2 separate regions of the Homo sapiens genome follow, and region 2 is linked to region 1. A link is a contact called in ENCODE Hi-C data. All regions are on one chromosome and are shown on one strand. The core of a region is the stretch at or near the end of the contact, and the rest is flanking DNA. Distances in the headings are between cores, read along the strand shown.

Region 1 (3,821 bases), core at 817-3,316:
TTGAGCTGAGACCTGAGAGACTCGACGGAGCCAGCCCGGCCAGTGCAGCAGGGCAGCAAGCATCTAGGAGCAGCAGGTGCAGAGCCTCCAGGCTTGATTGCAACCCGTGGGTGACCCCCACAGGTGGCTGTGTATGCCTGGCATGATGCTACTCAGTAGACGTCTGATTCTGATTAGTAAACGAATGAACGGTGCAACCTTGTGGGTTACTCTCTCGCTTGGGCCACTCAAGCTATGCATAATTCTTGGGCTCTTCGATTTATTATTTTTATTATTTTTTCTGCTTCTGTGAGTGTTTTTTGTTGTTGTTGTTTTTGTTTGTTTGATTTTTGAGATGGAGTTTCAATCTTTTTGCCCAGGCTAAAGTACAATGGTGCAATCTCAGCTCACTGCAACCTCCGCCTCCCAGGTTCAAGCAATTCTCCTGCCTCAGCCTCACAAATAGCTGGGATTGCAGGTGTGCACCACCATGCCTAGCTAATTTTGTATTTTTAGTAGAGACAGGGTTTCACCATGTTAGTCAGGCTGGTCTTGAACTCCTGACTTTAAGTGATCTGACCACCTTGGCCTCCCAGAGTGCTGGGATTACAGGCATGAGCCACCACGCCCAGCCCCAGGCAAAATTTTCTTGATTTTTGAATGTTAAATGTACAACTAAATAGTACACGGTGTTGCTGTGCCTTGGGTACTACCCTTTAAAAATTTAGAAAAGTATTTAATTTTTAAAAGTGAGATTAGAAAGCTGATGTTTTACATTCTTTATTTTTACCAAAACAGTACCTGAGTAGACAGTACCTGAGGCTGTCTCCCCAGCACCCACTCCCACCAGTCCCTCTACACCCTTTGCAGTTTTCGCCATCACTTGAATTAAACTTTCACCTCCTCTTGATTAAACAGTGATATCTATTGACTCCTTAAAGATGAAATAGCTCATTCCCCACCCAAAATTTGAGACTTTCATTGTATTTGTGAGTTTTTTTTTTTTTTTCTGAGAGGGAGCCTTTCTCTGTTGGTCAGGCTGGAGTACAGTGACACAATCTCAGCTCACTGCAACCCCCATCTCCCAGGTTCAAGCCTCAGCCTTCTATGTAGCTGGGACTACAGGCGTGCGCCACTACGCCCAGCTAGTTTTTGTATTTTTTAGTAGAGACGGAGTTTCACTATATGTTGGCCAGGCTGGTCTCGAACTCCTGACCTCAGGTGATCCACCCGCCTCGGCCTCCCAAAGTGCTGGGATTACAGACGTGAGCCACCACGCCCAGCCGTATTTGTTACTTCTATTTCGGGACCAACTCCATCAGTTGCACCTGTAAGCTGCGTCACCAAGGACCGGGAGTGGGTGCAAGGCTGGGAACGTGCGGTGCAAGCCCCTGCCCTCTGTCCACCCGCAGCGTCCCAGGCCGGGATCTGTCTTGAGAGCTCGAGTGTAGAAAAATGTTTTATTTTATTTTATTTATTTTTTTGAGACGGAGTCTAGCTCTGTGGCACAGGCTGGAGTGCAGTGGCGGGATCTCGGCTCACTGCAACCTCCACCTCCCGGGCTCAAGCGATTCTCCTGCCTCAGCCTTCCAAGTAGCTGGGATTACAGGCGCGTGCCACCACGGCCAGCTAATTTTTGTATTTTTAGTAGAGACGGGGTTTCACCATGTTGCCCAGGCTGGTTTTGAACTCCTGACCTCAAGTAATCCGCCTGCCTCGGCCTCCCAAAGTGCTGGGACTACAGGCGTGAGCAACCACGCCTGGCCAGAAAAATATAACTGAAGCCCAAGGTCAGAAGCCAAGCTAGGCAGTCCCACTTAGCGCTGCCCGAGTTGATGGGGACCTCAGTTTCCCCACCTGAGCCTGGATCGGCTGAACCTGGGAGTGCCTCCCCTGACCCGCTCTGGCAACAGCGGCAGTCCAGGCCCCGCCCCTCGCGACTCTGTCTCCTCCCGCCCCAGACCACGCCCACCACACCTCCCTGGCCCCGCCTTTACCTCCCCGCCCCGACCTCGACTCCGCCCCACGCCCAGGCCCCGCCCACTGCCCGGGCGCCTCTTCCCCTCCCCCCAGGTTCCTGTCCCTCACCCTTCCCCCTTCTCCAACCGCCAACGGCCGCCTGCGCCTGAGGCCCGGCCCACGCCCCATCCCGCTCGCTCCACGCTGCGGCAGCCCCGGCGGCCCCAGGTGCGTCCCTCCGAGGAGGAATGACGGGGCGGTCCCCGGGCTGGGCCTCGGCTCTGCAGGCGGGGATGGGGGCTGCCGGGCCGGGTCGGGCCCCTGCGGGTGGGCGGAGGGCGGCGGGCCGTGGGCGAGGCCGCCCCTCACCTGGTCGCACCTCACCTGGCCCCCCCTCCCCTGGCTGCTCCTCACCTGACCCCCTCCTCGGCCGCCCCTCACCTGGCCCCCTCCCCTGGGCGCCCCTCACCTGACCCCCACCCCGGCCGGCCCCTCTCCTGGCCGCCCCTTACCTGGTCGCCCCTCCCCTGACTCCCTCCCCTGGTCGCTCCTCACCTGGCCGCCCCTCACCTGGCCCCCTCCCCTGGCCGCCCCTCCCCTGGTCGCCCCTCCCGTGACCCCCTCCCCGGCCGCCCCTCCCCTGGTCGCCGCTCACCTGACCGCCTCCCCTGGTCGCTCCTCACCTGGCCGCCCCTCACCTGGCCGCCCCTCACCTAATCGCCCCTCATCTGGTCGCCCCTCCCCTGACCCCCTCACCTGGTCGCCCTTCCCCGGGCCCCTCACCTGGCCCTCCCTCACCAGGCCGCCCCCTCCCCTAGCCGCCCCTCACCTGGTCCCCTCCCCTGGCCGCCCCTCCCTTGGCTGCCCCTCCCTTGGCTGTCCCCTTTCCTGGCCGCCCCTCCCCTCGTCCTCTCCTCTGGCTGCCTCTCACCTGGCCGCGTGTTGCAGGTGCGCGGCCCCCGCCATCCCGCCCCGCCGCCCTGCGCCATGGAGGAGGGCCCTCTGCCGGGCGGGCTGCCCAGCCCCGAGGATGCGATGGTGACGGAGCTCTTAAGCCCCGAGGGTCCGTTCGCTTCGGAGAACATCGGCCTGAAGGCCCCCGTGAAGTACGAGGAGGACGAGTTCCACGTCTTCAAAGAAGCGTACCTGGGCCCGGCGGACCCCAAGGAACCCGTCCTGCACGCGTTCAACCCCGCGCTGGGCGCCGACTGCAAGGGCCAGGTCAAGGCGAAGCTCGCGGGGGGCGACAGCGACGGCGGGGAGCTCCTCGGGGAGTACCCCGGGATCCCAGAGCTCAGCGCGCTGGAGGACGTCGCGCTCCTGCAGGCCCCGCAGCCGCCCGCCTGCAACGTGCACTTCCTGTCCTCGCTGCTACCCGCGCACCGCAGCCCGGCGGTGTTGCCCCTGGGCGCCTGGGTCCTGGAAGGAGCCTCCCACCCGGGCGTCCGCATGATCCCAGTAAGAACCGCCTGGGGAATGGGCACAGCTCCCCCTCCATCCCTTCCCCAACCCATCTGAGGCTGCTAGTGTACCCCAGGATTTCCCTCTACAAGCATTTTCCCTGGTGACACCACACACAGCCCACCGGAGTCACTGATTCTCGGTAGAGCGTATACTCTTTGTCGTCTTCCTAATCCAACATGCATCGGCCCAGCCAAGCCCTTTCCCCTGGAGGGAATTCTGCCCTGCACCAGTCGTCCAAAGCTGACCTAACCATGCAGACGGCGGACAACAAAAAAAGGGGGAAAGCTAGGACGTAGGTTCCCTTGGGCCCTGTTGCTATCCTTGGCTTAAGGAGAGAGGCCCGCTGTCTGCTGGTAACTATTGTCTGTGAAAACAAACGCAATGTGGTGGAGGGTTGGCGTGTTTGCATCTTGCATTTT
Region 2 (3,821 bases), core at 1-2,500, 540 kb before region 1:
AGACCTATCGGGAGAGCTGGGGTGTATGTGACGCAGATTCTGAGGGCCATGAGCCGAGGGAAGGAGCCAGACGCTGTCCTAAGTGCCAGGGGAAGTTGTTAGAGGTGTTAAGCGTGGCATGACGTGGCTGGATTTAGGGTCTGAGATGAACTTTCCTGCTCCTGAATGGACTCTGAGGAGAAGGAAGATACTACCATCCGTAATCCACCCCGGGAAGGCACTGACCTCCTTGACCATGGGGAGGATGAGAGGCCGCCGCTCTGTGCCTGGGTCCCCATGGCCTCTAGGGTCCCTTCACGTTTTCACCTCATGATCCTGGAAGCTGGGACCTGCCCAAATCCACCGGGTGGCCCCAGCCTCCCCATCTCTGGGGCAGGGGGTGGGCAGCCTTCTCCTCCTGGTTTATAGCCACAGATGACTCCAGGCACAGTGGTCCTCAACCGCCTCTAGGGACCATGGGGACGGCTGCCCTCTGTGTGTGACGGTGGCTGGGCAGAAGCCAGCTGGGCTGTCGTGGGTAGGGCCTGGAGGCCTCTGGCTGTATGGTGGTCTAGCTTTGGCACCACCTTGGGGGGCTCCGGGTAGGAGGTGTCCACCAGAGGGGACCTGGGCAGCTCAGCAGAGGCTTGGTCACTCCCGAGCCGTCTGTGGGTCCCACTGGTCTGTACCCTCAACCCCACTGACCTGCACTGGTCATGCCCAGCTCTCACAGGATGATGGCCCCAGCCTTGTAATGAGTCACCTGCTGCCCTCCTGCCCCTCCAGCTGGTCCCCCACCCAGCAGCCACAGGGCTTTCCTTAAAACATAAGAAAGACCCTGCTTCTTACCTGCTCAGATCCCACCAAGAACCGGCCACCTCACTCCAGATAAACTCCAGACTCTTCACTGAGCCCAAAGGCAACGAGCAGAAGTGTCCAGAAATCACACAGAGCTCAGCAGGTGGTGAGGCACCTGGACCCGAGTCACCCAGCAGCTGAACAGGCCATCCCTGAGGCCATGCACGCCCCGGCCCTGCAGGTGTGACGGCCGAGGCTTCCACGACGGGGGGTGAGTGGGAGCTAATATGGCTGGTGAAAGCACTGGGTTCAGTGGGGATGGCATCTCCCGCCCTCTGTCCAAGGTGGGGAAAAAGTCAGCTTCAGGTGAGGGAGACCCTGGACGCCTGGCTTTGGGCTGATTCCCCACTCACTTGGCCTCTCCCAAGCATACTTTCCTGCTTTGTAGGGATGTGGGTTCGCGGGACAGTAACAGGAGAATCAAGGCAAGAACTCAGAGGGGGATAGCCAAGGTAGGCGGAGCTGCCTGGTGGGTGGGACTAACCCAGGTGGGTGGGGCTGCTTGTGAGTGGGGCTAGCCCAGGTGGGTGGGGCTGCCTGGTGGGCAGGGCTTTCTTCCCCGTCAACATTTCCCTCTCTCGGTTAAGGCCAGGGCAGAGCCCACACATGGGTGTGCCCAACCTTAAGGCCTGCCCTGGGTGAGTTAAGACTCCCCAGCTCACCTAGGTCCTACCTGAGGGGAACCTACACGGCCAACCTCCTCAAGGATCCTGAAGCCACCCAGAAGACAGTGGGGCTAGGGTGCCATTCATTCATTCATTTATTCATTCACCTATTCATTTATTTACTCGCTTCACCACCCTTTCCTGGGTAATATTAAGAATAACAGTGGGCCTAGGAATATAGAACATTCTTAGGGGTTTCTTGCAGGCCAGGCACCCTAAGAAAAAGTTATGTAACCCACGTGGCCTCGCTGTGAGGGGGACGACTGCTGTCCTCACTTAATAGATGAGGAGCTGAGCCATGGAGGCCTCACAGCTGGGCAGCTGGGGGTGGACCCCATAGACTGGAGGGGGATGGGCAGGGGCAAGGAGTTCTGCTGGCCCCAGGCCTCTTGTACACATCTTGGGAAGTACTAAAAATGAGTACTTGCTCAAGTCCCTCTCTTCATTGAGCACAGGGAGCTCTTGGCCCTTCCCTCCTCCTCCCTTTACCCTCACCGCCCAATTCCACACGGGTGTACTGAGCACTTGCTAAGGGCCAAGACCAGCACTAGGTGGAGCACACAGTAGGAACCCAAGGCAGCCCTCCCTGCCCAGCTCTCCAGGACACTGTCGTCAATGCCAGCGGGAAGCATAGAGAGGCCAGGGAAAGACGGGCAGTCAGGAGGAAGGAGCCAGCGGAGGGGAGAGAGGGCCGGCAGCTCAGTGCACCTGGACCGTGGTGGATGCTGGACTATGACCAGAGACAGGGCTGCAGCCCAGAGCTAGCCCCAGACCCACAGGGCCTCAGGGGGCTTCACAGGCTTTGTCAGGGGTTTGGACTTTCTCCCGAGGGCTGGGGACCCTGCAAGTTGCAGAAACTGGGCTATATTTGGCATTTTAGAAGCCTCCCCCAGCTGTAGTGGAGGGGAATTGGAGGGAGTGGGAGAGGAGGTTCCCATTCTCACTCAGGTGGGAGATGGTGGTGGGATGGAGGGTGACCCTGATTGATAGGACTCAGGGACAAATTAAAGGTGAGGGCCAGGGAGAGGGTTATCCAGACAGCTCCCAGGAAGATGGCAGTGGGATGGAGGGTGACCCTGATGGGACTCAGGGACAAATTAAAGGTGAGGGCCAGGGAGAGGGTTATCCAGACAGCTCCCAGGAAGATGGTGACACCAGTGAGGTGGGGAGATAGGATGGCATTTGGTTCCCACTGAGCTGGAGATGCCTGTACAAAGCTTCTAAGATACCCAAGGCAGAATCTGCAGCTCCTGCAAAGACAAGAGCTCTGCTCTGCCTCCAGGGAATCAGGGGAGGTCTCCCCAGTGCCCTACTGGGACCTCCAGAGACCCTATGCGAGCCTCCCCCAACCCAACCACCAGCCCATCAGCGCCACCTACCGGCTGCTCAGGGCAGGCACTCAGCAACTTGCTGAGGGCAGATCCTGATGTGTCCCCGTTTTACAGATGAGGAAACTGAGGCCAGGAGACAAGATGACGCCTGTTTGAGGTTACGTAGAGGTGGAGGTGGCATAAGACCTCAGTTCTTCCTGGCAGATCCTCTCCAAAGAGCCCCGTCTGAGAGCAGATGGAAGGAGGTGGTGTCAGGAGATACCTTATCTTACTTTTGTCTGCTGTCAGCATTCCAACAACCCTAGATTATTTTGGCACCCCGCAGTGTCACTCAGTCTCACCATAGCCTCACTCTAATTATCAAAGCTCATCTTTTGGGCTGATATCTGCTTCTGGGACTCCCAGTAGCCCACCTGGGTCCTGCTGGGGAGGACTGTAGAAATCTGACTGCCCCAGGTTGATTTTCTCCCTCTGTCTTCAACATTCAGATTGCCAGCCCACCTGTTAAATCATGATGAGTTGGTGATGGTGATGGTGATGGTGATGATAGTGATGATGGTGATAATGATGGCGTTGATGATGGTGATGATAATGGTGATGATGGTGGTGATGGTGATGGTGATGATGGTAAGGATGATAATGGTGATGATGATGGTGGTGATGATGGTGATGACGGTGATGGTGATGATGGTGGTGATAATGATGGTGATGACGGTGATGGTGATGAAAGTGGTGATGATGGTGGTGATGATGGTGAGGATGATAATGGTGATGATGGTGGTGGTGGTGATAGTGATGATGATGATGGTGAACATGGTGAGGATGATAATGGTGATGATGGTGGTGGTGATGATGGTGATGATGGTGGTTATGATGATGGTGATCATGATGGTGAAGATGATAATGATGATGATGGTGGTGGTAATGATGGTGATGATGGTGGTCTGATGATAATGTTGGTGATGATGGTGATGATGGTGGTGATGAT

Evidence for each region. A loop is a pair of places that touch in the nucleus more often than their neighbours do. Pooled maps may share reads with other maps.
Region 2: a loop to region 1 is called in a map with no recorded cell type, with 5 times the contacts of the local background. The contact joins the promoter of MYEOV here to the promoter of TESMIN in region 1. A Hi-C loop is called at or near these places in 2 of 37 single-sample maps with no recorded cell type and 4 of 50 pooled maps.

What each region holds. Positions count from the first base shown.
Region 1 is chr11:68,749,765-68,753,585 of GRCh38, reverse strand. TESMIN (testis expressed metallothionein like protein) reads left to right here and starts at 2,066. Exons shown (of 10, transcript NM_004923.3): 1 at 2,066-2,166; 2 at 2,887-3,396. The coding sequence starts at 2,926. RefSeq lists silencers at 1,834-1,953, 1,964-2,253 and an enhancer at 1,954-2,939.
Region 2 is chr11:69,291,584-69,295,404 of GRCh38, reverse strand. It overlaps MYEOV (myeloma overexpressed), which reads right to left and starts at 1,250. Exons shown (of 3, transcript NM_001293291.2): 1 at 829-1,250; 2 at 1-172. The coding sequence starts at 50. RefSeq lists an enhancer at 2,128-2,679.